Regions from separate parts of the Homo sapiens genome. Here region 1 is linked to region 2. The links are chromatin contacts, found by Hi-C or POLR2A ChIA-PET in ENCODE. All regions are on one chromosome and are shown on one strand. The core of a region is the stretch at or near the end of the contact, and the rest is flanking DNA. Distances in the headings are between cores, read along the strand shown. Region 1 overlaps LOC107985364 (a long non-coding RNA gene). Region 2 holds the start of COA6 (cytochrome c oxidase assembly factor 6).

What was found. Hi-C counts contacts between places; a loop is a spot of excess contacts on that map. ChIA-PET counts read pairs that join two places held with the same protein, here RNA polymerase II (POLR2A). Pooled maps may share reads with other maps.
Region 1: a pooled map shows a loop between it and region 2 (2.8-fold over the local background). The contact joins the enhancer-like site here to the promoter of COA6 in region 2. A Hi-C loop is called at or near these places in 2 of 37 single-sample maps with no recorded cell type and 6 of 50 pooled maps. POLR2A ChIA-PET finds 5 or more read pairs at or near these places in 2 of 52 experiments (B cell and HEK293).

The regions. Positions count from the first base shown.
Region 1 is chr1:234,764,996-234,770,926 of GRCh38, reverse strand. All of the region lies in intron 1 of LOC107985364 (a long non-coding RNA gene), which reads right to left. Among named protein-coding and RNA genes, the nearest start is that of LINC02961, 7.9 kb to the right of the region's middle. Within about 2 kb of position 2,051, at least 3 of the 41 ENCODE cell types and tissues checked have a DNase peak (open chromatin) inside an H3K27ac peak, as active enhancers do.
Region 2 is chr1:234,368,984-234,374,705 of GRCh38, reverse strand. It overlaps COA6 (cytochrome c oxidase assembly factor 6), which reads right to left and starts at 1,250. Exons shown (of 3, transcript NM_001206641.3): 1 at 1,028-1,250; 2 at 317-476. The coding sequence starts at 1,239. COA6-AS1 (COA6 antisense RNA 1) reads left to right here and starts at 1,113. Exons shown (of 2, transcript NR_125961.1): 1 at 1,113-1,283; 2 at 1,496-1,899. RefSeq lists enhancers at 867-1,416, 1,238-2,062.

The DNA.
Region 1 (5,931 bases), core at 802-3,301, 400 kb before region 2:
CTGTGCATGCTGCATTTTTCTTTGCTAAATCTGACAGCCCTTCTGGAGCCTCTTGCGTTCCGAATGAATGTGGGTTCCACGAGCCATGAACGAGAGTGAGTTCTAAAGGGAACGGGAGCCAGATTGAGGCTGTGTTCTCCTTGTAAGGTTCTCGTTGGTGCAACCCATCGTGCCAGTCGTTCTCATTCCTGCTCCATGTCTGGGGTGCTCCGTTCACACCTCTGTCAGCGTGCTGGTGATCACTGCCACAGCTCTAGACCTAAGAGAGCCATGACAATAGTTCTCAGCTTTTTGGGCTGACGCTATATTTGCTCATCTGGGGGCCTGGCACACAGCAGGTGCTCAATATATACATAAGCAGAGCTGGTGGCATAGGAAGCAGAAAGCTGGCACCAGGCTTCCTCAGGCCATGTCCAGACAGCAGAGCCAGCCTTTTGACGACCTCCAAACGTCTGGGAAGCCAGCGGAAGCCACCGCACAGCTCACACACATAATGATAGCTTTCTCCTTTCTTATCCCAGACGGTTTGGATGCTTAAAAAAATTGCTTGGGGGAATCAGCAGAGGGTGAGGGAAGCTCGGAAACCAGCCGCGAAGGAAAACAGGAAAGAAGCGGCTCTAATTAAAAGCAGCCAGCTCCCAGCTCCCTCTGCAGGGCTAGGGGTCCTGCTGAGAAGGGGAGGCTGTCCTCCTCGCCTGCTGGCGCAGGGGGCAGGCGGCCTGCACAGACCCTGCAGACGAGCCCGGGGGCTCTACAAAGAGGAGGGTCAGGGTTTGGTCAAGCTCTCTCCACAAGACGCCCTTGCCCTCACACCTCTCCTAAGTTCCTTCCTTCCCCACCCAGGCTCGGTGCTCGGGTCCACAGCGTGCATCATCTGAGGGGATCTGCAGAGCCACCTTCCGTTTCTTTCATCACAGAGAGAAGAGCCTCCTTTCAAGTTCTCTAACACTTGCTCTCAGCACACAGCATTTATTGTTGAGCGCTGTCGTTGGCCACTGCATTTCCAAGATATTTATGCAACAATATATACATTAGGACACAGCCGCTCTGTGAGATAAGTCAGTAGTGCCCCGTTAATTTTATAAATCCAAGAGAAGGCCCAGAGACGGTGAACAATTGGGCCATGGTCACACAGCAAGCTGCGCATTTGTATAATACATGCGTGGTAGGCGCAATTGAGGCACTGGAGAGACAAAGATGAAAAAGACACTGTTCCCGGTAAAATGGTAAGGAATGCAGACACATCTTGAACCAACAGGAATACAGTGGGAAAAGAAAAGAGATGCTGTATGAGATAATTAATCGCATGCAGAGGAAGAAGGGAGTAGTTTTGCTAGAGAGCGGGGGTGTCAGGGAGCATGGCTAGGACATAGTGGCGAGGTTCCAGGTCAAGCAGCCTGTCAGTGCTGAGGTTAGGCCTCCGAGTAATGGCAAAGAGACATCAGACAGATGGTGCTGGTCAGAAGGGCCAGCTGGCCTGGGGGGCATGTGGTAGGGAGAGAGGAGCAAAGGTTACTGCCCAGAACACCTGAGTCCAGTGTTGCCTCTGGCATTCACAACATTTGGACAAGTGATCTTAAACTCTCTGGGCCCACACCTGAGTTTCTCAGCTGAAACTGACTGGGACTGGATTTGATCCTGTAAGAACACTGTTAGCGCTAACATTCCAGGATTCATCATGAAGCCGTGAGCCCTCGACCATGGTCCATTGCATGGATTCAAACTTAGGCTACTTCAGGCCCAGCATCGTCCGTGGAGACGAGCATTCAATGACTTACTGATATTTACTTTGCACCTATTATGTACTTGGCACTGTGCTGAGCCTAGGGCCCCAGTAGTGCGGAAACAGACACTGGGTGCACTGGCAGGGACTGGAGAAAACCAGCTGCAGACAATATTCATCCCTGCACCAAGTCCTTCATGGTCTCTGCACACTTGCTCACCATCACTTCTGCTCCACGAGTGAGCACAAAGCGATTTCTGGGTAATTTCAGACACACAGCTTCAGCAGGTTCGCACTTTGATCTTAGCAAAGTTGCATTCTGCTGCTCTGGCACGCTCGGCTCCTCCTCAGGGCGTGGGAGTCAACGTTTAAGTAGATCAGAGTAAGCGGTACCCTGCTGAAGAGGTTTTTCCAAAGCCTGTGGTCAGTCACTGAGGGGCAACATAAGGAGGGGCAGGTTCCCCCCCCAACAGACTCACCCACCAGCCAGCCAGCTCACTGCCTATGGGTGGGCGAGGTCTCTCTCCCTTGAAAATGTCTGTAGCACCCAGAAGAGGCCCTGTTCAAGGTGAGTGCTCAGAAAACTCTGTGGTGATCAAGAAAGAGTAGTTGAAGTAAGCATTTCTATGCTGATATTTGATGCAAATGACTCAAAGGAGTATTTAGACCTTTGGGGAAAAGGTATTCTTTAGACCCTGGGACATGGGGCAGAACCAGAGGGAGGCAGAAGAGCCCAGTGGCAATGGCGTGCGGCTGGGACTTTCCCTGCTTTGTTTGGTGCATTAGAAGATAAGATCACAACTCAGTTCCTCATGATCAGAAGAGCTGGCCGGGGGATCAGGCATCCCAGTTAACCGGGGCAGAGTCCCATTCCCCACTGTTGTCCTTGCCTAATTATGAATTGTTCCCCTTTCATTCTTAGAAGTGTCCTTGTTTGAACAGTGTATTATGTGGTCACACTTGAAGAGATAAACCAGATGACTACTTTGAAATCTCAAATAACTAGGATAGAGGAGCCAAGCGTCAGAAAGAATGATGCCCACCCAGGTCCTGTGATGTGACCTAGAGCTGGCCACTTCAATGCAGCAGTCTCTTTCCCAGAAGCTCAAAGTGCTTCTCAGTTAGGACTATTTTCATCAGTTCTTACCCCTTCCCAATGTCAGGTTGGCACTAAAGTTCCGGCCCTTAGAACAAAGATTTTTGAAACCCCAAGTTGCCACGCACATTTTGGAAGTCCTTTTTTTCCTGCAAAGTATCTGTCCCTGCCTTTCCAGCAAGCCTTCATCCATTCTTTTCCATATCTCATGATCTGAGTGCTGTAGAGTATATTTTATGAGGAGAGAGCTGCACAGAGCTATCTCAGAATTACTGCCTCTGAAGGGAGGTCAGGGGGCCCTTGGGATATGGTAGAGAGGACCTGGACCCTGGAGCCATGGAAGCCTTGACTCCAATTCTGCCACATTGGCCTCATGACTGAAGGCCAGGATTTCTCATGAGTAAAATGCACATATGGTTGATGAGAGAGCTAAACCAGGAAATGAAGTAGGGTGACCAACTATGCCATTTGTTCAAGACTATCCTAGTTTTAGCTCTGAATGTCCCAGGAAATCCCTCTGACCAGGCACACTGGGATGGCTGGTGACCTTGAATGCTGCCTGATATTTACTAACTACTGAGTACATTTTAGTTCTCTCCCCTCTTCCTGTAAAAAAGAATTGCACTATTAATGGTGAAATTTAAGAGAGAGTGATAGATTAGTTAGTGGTAGAGCTATTTGTGGGTGCAAGGTTTTCCTAAAGCACTTAAAGTAGGGTGCACTCCCTACTCTACTGGCCTGGTAGGCTCTGACTCCACTGGTGAAGAGAACTGGCCACAGACTCTGGGAATCCCAAAGCACTGAATCCACCTATGTGTCTCCGGTGTGGATCTTAGCATTTCACCCTTTCCTTGTGTCCATAGAACTGAACTGGCCCTGGAGACTGAGATGTGCTCATGCATCTCACGACGGGAAGCGCGTTCTTCCTGGAGAGCAGGGAGTTCCATGCTGGGCATTACTCCATGCCCTAGGGATGCAGCAGCCATCAGAACCCTCTCCCTTCCATCTCGGAGCTTATACTCTAGGGGGAAAATAAACAACCAGCCAGTAAATAATCAGGTACTGTAAGGGCAGGAGTGCTAGGTAGCTGAAGAGCTGGAAACTGAATTAGGAGACTGCCAGTGATGAGAGTTGCTGTTCTAGTCTAGATAGGATCATCCGGGAGCCATCTCTGAGGGGGTAGCATTTCGAATAAGCCATGTGATGATTTGTGGGAAGCAATTTCTAGCAGAGAGAACACCCAGGGTCAGGGACCTCAAAGCAGGACCTAATCAATGTGTGTGTGGAAAAGGCAGGAGTGGGCATGCATAGAGGATGTGAGGCCAGGTGAGGGGCCACTCATACAGCCCATGGTGTCTTAGTCCATCTGTGCTGCTGTAATAAAATACCTGAGACTGAGTAATTTATAAATAATAGAAATTAGGCCAGGGGTGGTGGCTCAGGCCTGGAATCACAACACTTTGGGAGGCCGAAATGGGTGGATCACTTGAGGTCAGGAGATCGAGACCTGCCTGGCCCATACAGTGAAACCCTGTCTCTGTTAAAAATACAAAAATGAGCCAGGCCGTGGTGGCGCATGCCTGTAATCCCAGCTACTCGGGAGGCTGAGGAAGAGAATCACCTGAGCTGAAGAGGTCGAGGCTGCAGTGAGTTGAGATTGCGTCACTGCTCTCCAGCCTGGGCAACCGGAGTGAGACCCTATCTCAAAAAAAAAAAAAAAAAAAGAAAAAAAAAGAAAAAAAAGAAAGAAGAAGAAGAAGAAGAAAAGAAATTAATTGTCATAGTTCTGAAAGCTGGAAAGTCTAATATCAAGGTGCCAGCAGGGTTGGTGTTGGGTGAGGGCTGTTCTCTGCGTCCAAGATGCTGCCTCTTGCTGCTCCTCACAGGGCGAAAGGCAGAGAGCCAAAAGGGGTTCGCTAGTTCCCGCCAGCCATGAATAAGGCACTAATCTCATCCACGAAGACAGAGTGCTCAGGGCCTAATCATTTCCTAAAGGTCCCACCTCTTAATATCGTTGCATCGAAGATTCAGTTTCAACATGAATTTTGGAGGCAACACAAACATTCACATCACAGCACATGGTAACACCTTTGGGTCTTTTTTCTCTTTCTAATTATGATGAGAAGATTGGAAGTTTTAATCAAAGGAGTGAAGGGATCTGGTTGACATTTTAAATGGCTCATGCTAACAGCTGCATGAAGACTAGCTGGTAAAAGGGCAAAGAGCAACTATTTGGGGAGGTTACTGCAATAGTGAGGGTGAGAGGTCAAGGTGGGCTGGGTCCAGTGGCAGCAGCAGGGTGGTGAGAAGTGATTTGGTTCTGGATATATTTTGCACATAGGGCTGATAGGATTTGTTGATGGGTTGGAGATGCAGAGTGAGAGGGAGTTGCTGATGCTGCCAAGGGCCCTGGCCCCAGCTGTGTGGTGATTCCGCTTATGGAGGTAGGAGAAGCTGGGGAGGAATAGGCTTAGGACCATCAAGACTTTGGGCTTGGATATTTCCACTATGAGATGCTAATTAGACACCTGAGTCAAGCTGTGAAGTAGCAGTTGTACCTATTGTATAACAGGTGTGATGGTAAAAATATTCAACAGTTCCTCAGAAACAAAGCACAAGATTACCGTATGATCTGGCAATTCCACTTCTGGGTGTATATCCACTGAGAATTGAGGGCAGGGACTCAAAACAGATATTTGTACACTCATATCCATATCAGCATTAGTCACAACAGCCCAGCATTCATCAGTGGATGAATGGATAAACAAAAGGTGGTCTATCCATATGACGGAAGAGTATTCAGCCTTGAAAGGGAAGGAAATTTTGACACATTCTACAACAGAGATGAACCTTGAAGACATTATGCCGAGTGAAATAAGCCAGTTAAAAAGGACAAATATTGCATATGAAATACGTGGAGTAGGGCTGGGCGCAGTGGCTCACCCCTGTAATCCCAGCACTTTGGGAGGCCGAGGTGGGTGGATCACGAGGTCAGGAGATCGAGACCATCCTGGCTAACACGCTGAAACCCCGTCTTACTAAAAATACAAAAAAATTAGCCAGGTGTGGTGGCAGGTGCCTGTAGTCCCAGCTACTTGGGAGGCTGAGGCAG
Region 2 (5,722 bases), core at 1-2,500:
CTGCCCAAGATTAAATACTACCCCTTCAGAAGATCCTGGAAAAGTCTACCAGTGAAATGAACTGGAATTTTTTGGTTACTGTTCATATGTTTGTTGTGTTTTTCGATGCTCTTTAATGTGTCAGTTGACATTCTCCAAAGATCTAGCTGATGTAAGTGCGTCAAATAAGGCTGAATTACCAGGCAAGGTTTTCTCTGCGCCTCAAAGAAACTGTTAATTGACATGCCTCAGAGAGCGCTTCATGTCAGCCTACCACTCACAGTATAAGCTCGATGTATCTTAACAGGGAAGAGAAACACATCAAAGTGTGACTTACCCACTGTTGGGGACAACTTGATTCGAAAGAGCTTCTTAACTTCTTGCATTGAGAAGCATCCTCTAAGTTCTCATCTAAACACTTCCAGTACTCATCCCGGGCCCCCCAGCAGACCTGTCTTTCCTTCATAGATGGGGCTGCCATTCCTACTGCGATGAAGCTGTTGGCCAAAATAATATTTGAGATTAACAATGAACTTTGTAATCTGAAGAGAAGATAAGGAAAGAGGAAAACCGTCAATCTCCTCTTCCTTTAAAACTAAAAAAAAAAAAAAAAACAAAAACAAAACAAAACCATGCTTAGGGATTTTGATGAGGCAACTGAACCCAATCAGTTCTCAGTGGCAGCATAAGGCCACCCGCTCTTGAGGCTTATCTCACACTGTGTGATTTGATCCCTGCTGGGGCGGCAGCGTGGGCTCAGAAAGCCCGGCTGAGAACTGTGGTTCTGTCCCAGTCGCTTAGGGCAGCTCATTTATTCTCTCCGAGCCCGTTTCCCACCAGTAAAGCGGGGACAGCAGTGCCTAGTTTACAGGGTTACTGTTCGAACCTAAGCGCTGTAGAAACAGGTGTGTGGGGGCCACAATCACCAAGCAGGCGATTGGAGTGCCACCCCGTTTTGCACAAGAGGAACCCGCGGCTCGGGGACAGTAAGGGACCTCCCGGGCCCATAGTCCACGCGCGCCCCACCCGGACCCATCAGCAAGCCGACCTCTCTGCCCGCCCACGTCCGGCTTCCTTTCGATGTCGACGGGAGGAAACTGTCACGCAGGCCACCAACCGGCGGTGGAGGGCGCGGTGCCGAGTCCTGCCACTGCAGGGTCGCCCCGCTGGCTCAAGCTCTAGAAGCGTAGACCTCCCCAGCCGCAAAAAGCAACTCACGCGGCGAAACCGCGGACTCTTTTGACCCTTCCGAGCTACCATTTACTTTCCATAGAGGGGCGGGACTTCCTGTTTCGCTTTTATCTGTAAGACCGACTTCCGGCCTTCAAGGGCAAGAGGGGTATATACGTATATATCATCGCACGGTGTGTCCCGGAAGGCTTGATATGCTAGTCCCGCGGGACAAGGCGAGCCGAGGAGTTTGTGTGGAAGTTTGCATCTGAGAGTGCGAGAGCTGGACGGAGTGTTACAGAGCCGCGATGCCTTCTCGTTTTGTTTTGTTTTGTTTTTGATACAGTGTCTCGCTCTTCCGCCCAGTCTCGAGTGCAGTGGTGAGAACACGGCTTACTGCAGCCTCAAAATCCTGGACCCAAAAGATCCTCCCACCTCAGCCTGCCTCCCAGGTAGCTGGGACTACAGGCGCACAACACCATCGCTTCTTGGATTAAAAGAAAAGGATGAAACGGGCCCCAGAAAGAGGCGGTGACGTCCCAGAACCCATGGCAGGGGAGTTGGGAAAATAAATATTTGTATTGTTTTAATCTCCCTTGTGGCTTTTTTTAACCCCCGAAACAGCAAGGTATTTTTAAAAGGGATGAAGAGAGTTGCTTCAAATGTTTTGAGACGTTGTTATTTTTAATATGTGAGTGAATATCTTAGAAACAAAATGAACAAGAAATAAAAATTTTAGAAAATATATGAGTTAATCTCTCAGCAGAGTCTTTATTAAAAAGCATGTTTATGGTCAGTCATCTGGCACCCCGTTCTCTTAATAGATCCCATCTGCTCCATCATCTAGTTCTAAAACATTTATATAAGATGCAATTTACAATTTTGCACTCAGTGCAGTTTGATCCATTCCAAATTCAATATATGCAGACTTTTCCGGGTGGCGATGTGAGGCTACGTACCACCAAATATGTGTTCTGCAATATAGAAAGTATTTCCCCCATAGTTAATGCACTCTCATAGTGGAGTTACTTTAGCTTTACCAGAGCCACCCCCTTCTTTTACATCATGTCTATTGACGTCAGTTTACATATAGATATCTTTTAAATATGACTGATGGGATATAAAAGGAATGAAAGGAAAGAGTCTTAGATGACTTCTGAGTCTAAAAAGGAAATGTGTTTTAAATTTAAAATTTATAAGTACCTAATGAAAAATACATATGAAACAAAGTGAAGTGACAGAATTACAAAGAAAAAAAATGCCTGGTCATATTGGGTAATTTTAACAGGACTTTCTCACTAATCGTTAAGACTAGCAAGAGAAAAGTTAAGGATATAGGAAACGTGAATAACATGATGTAAAAATGACGCAATTAATATGTACAGAACAACACGACCAAAATCAGAATGTACAGTTTTTTGAAAGCAGACACATCACCACAGTCAACCACATACTTAGTTATAAAGCAACTCAAGAAATTTTGAAAATTGAAATAATTGTCATTTTTTACTACAGTGCATTTAAGATAGAAATCAATAAAGAACTGTAAAAACAAGCCTGAATAACACAGAGACAGAGTCAATGGTATTGAGAAAATATTTTGAACTGAACCATAAAATAACAATAGCAACACCTGTGGGATGAAACTGAAGCAGCACTTACAGGGACATTTATAGCCATAAGTAAGTGTATTAGAAGAGTCTGAAAAGTCTTGAGCTGAAAATCCCTTTTCAAGAAGTTAGAAAAAGGACAGCAAAATAAGACAGAAAATAGAAGGACAGAAATAATGTTAAGAGCAGAAATTAACGAAATGGAAAATAAAAGCAGTGGTGTACCAGAGCCAGCCTGTACTGGCATAGGAGAGCCAATTGTGCACACCTCTTGGCAACTCCATGATCAATAACATCAAATAAGTAGCTTGAAGTCACCCACGATGGGACTGTTTACACTATGGAACTCAACAAACAAGCCAGGATTTTGTTTTATGTTTGGAGCCAATTCAAATAAGTAGCTTGAAGTCAACCATGATGGGACTGTTTACACTATGGAAATCAACAAGCCAGGATTTTATGTTTGGAGCTAACTCACTAGCACACCACAGCATAGAATAGGTTGAAAGAAGCCAAAAGTTGATTTTTTTTGGAAAAGAAAAATTAAAATTGGCAAACATCTAATAGCTATAAAAGGAGGGATGTCAACAATCTTTATCAAGAATGGAAACTAGAAATACTATAGACATCAAAAAAGTTAGATAATCTTGTAAACAATTTAGTGCAAATAAGATTTAGATGACTGTACAAACTTCAAGAAAAACAACTCAAAAGTAGAGAAACTATTACATAATTTGAATGAGTAGTGAAGAATCTTCATACACACAAATCCCAGGTACGTGGCTCCACCAGTAAGTTCCTACAAACTTTGAAATCATTCCATTCTTACTGAATAAGGCTACCATAACTTTTGTACTAATTATAAAATCCCCAAACCTCTGAAACACCACACACTTTGGAACTCATTTGGTGAAAAATACGACTTAAAGTAACATGAGGCTCTTTATAGTTGTTATTATCACTTAGGTGACTGCATATGCTTTTCGGTAGAAATATTAATGTATTTCATTATGGGTACTGTCCCAGTTCTTGTTGAGAATATTATACAATATATGTTGTATGTTTCATACTACCCTTCTAATATTTAAAATAGTCTATATTTCAAACATCTGGCTCCAGGGATTTCAGGTGAGTTATGTGGACCTATATAAGAAAAAATCTTTATGACTTAGGTTAAGAGGAATTTTTAGCCATAAAGGAAAGTCTCAGTAATTATCAAATGATGTGGCCGGGTGCGGTGGCTCACGCCTGTAGTCCCAGCACTTTGGGAGGCTGAGGCAGACGGATCATGAGGTAAGGAGTTCGAGACCAGCCTGGCCAACATGGTGAAACCCCGTCTCTAATAAAGATACAAAAAATTAGCCGGATATGGTGGTGTGTGCCTGTAATCCCAGCTACTCAGGAGGCTGATGCAGGAGAATTGCTTGAACTCAGGAGGCGGAGGTTGCAGTGAGCTGAGATCATGCCATTGCACTCCAGCCTGGGTAACAGGGAGAGACTTCGTCAAAAAAAAAAAAAAAAAAAAAAAAAAAAAGATGTGTTACATACATAAAAATATTGGGCTACATAAAAGTAATGGACTTTTGTTTACCAAACAATACCATGAAGCAAGTGAAAAAGGATTAGTATCCAGAATATACAAATAACACAAATCAATAAGAAATAGACTTGCCCATTTTGAAAATGGGCAAAAAGCTTAAATAGGCACAGCACCAAATGCAAATGACTAATACATGAAAGGACCAACATTCCCATTAGTAACTATAGAAAGGAACATGAAAATAACAATGCAGTACTATTAGACACCCAGCAGATCAAAAAATAATTTAAAAGTCTGACAGAAACAAGTTTTAAGGAAGAAGCAAGGAATATCCTCATACACTGTGGTAGCATAAGTTGATACAATCAGGGAAAACAGTGTGGCATTATCTAGTAAGATTGAATTATCTAGTAAGATTGAAGATACACATTCACTGTGACTCAGCAACTCTACAGAATTTCCTGTACATATGCATTTTTTTAATAGCTGAAACCATTATGCAACTCAAACTTGTATCAACAATAGAATGGATAAATTATGGTATAGTCATACTGTGAAATATAATACAGCAACAAAGAGAAACAAACGATTATTTACAATAACATGGTGAATTGCCATACTGAGACAACCAATGAATACAGAATATTTCCACTTACATAAAGTTCAAAAACGGGCAGAACTCTACTATATTGTTTAAAATAACAGTCATAAGTAGTAAAACTATACAGAAAAGCTAAGAAATGATTATCACAAATGTTCCTCTCTAGGGTAAGAAAGGAGATATGATCAGGGAGGGGCACATGGTGGGGCTCCTGGGATGCGGAGAATGTTTTATTTATGGACCTGAGTGTTCGCTTTATAATTATTCTTTAAATAAACTGTACATATATGTTTTATTCACTTTTCCATAGGAATGTATATCTCACAATTTCTAAACAAATAAAATGAGTAATTGACCTGAGGAAGGTCATCTTTAATAAATTTGATTTACAGAAAGGTAAAAATAGTGGTCACACAGAATATTTGTAGTGTTATTACTAAATTTTTAATGAATTTAGTATCTTAAGTGCTCTTCGAGGTCAAAAGTTAGTGGTCTCTAGTGCTAAATGCCACCGTGCACCTAAGCAATTCCTAGTGGTCTGTGGTAAGCTTAAGGGATAGACAAGGAAGATATTACCAGAGAGATGTAGTGAGTTGCAATAACATTCCCCACCTTACCCCTGAAGAAGTCTAGTTCGCCAGTTGGGAAATGCTGGTTTTACTAACAGAGCAAAAACAAACTAGAAGAGAGGAATTTTGTGGTGTCAATAAGAAAAAGAAAATTAACACAGGATAACAATTGCAAAGACCATTTCACCTTACAAAATCTTAAAGATTAAAATGGAACAATGTGGGTGCCATAAAATGATTTCAAGTGTGCTGT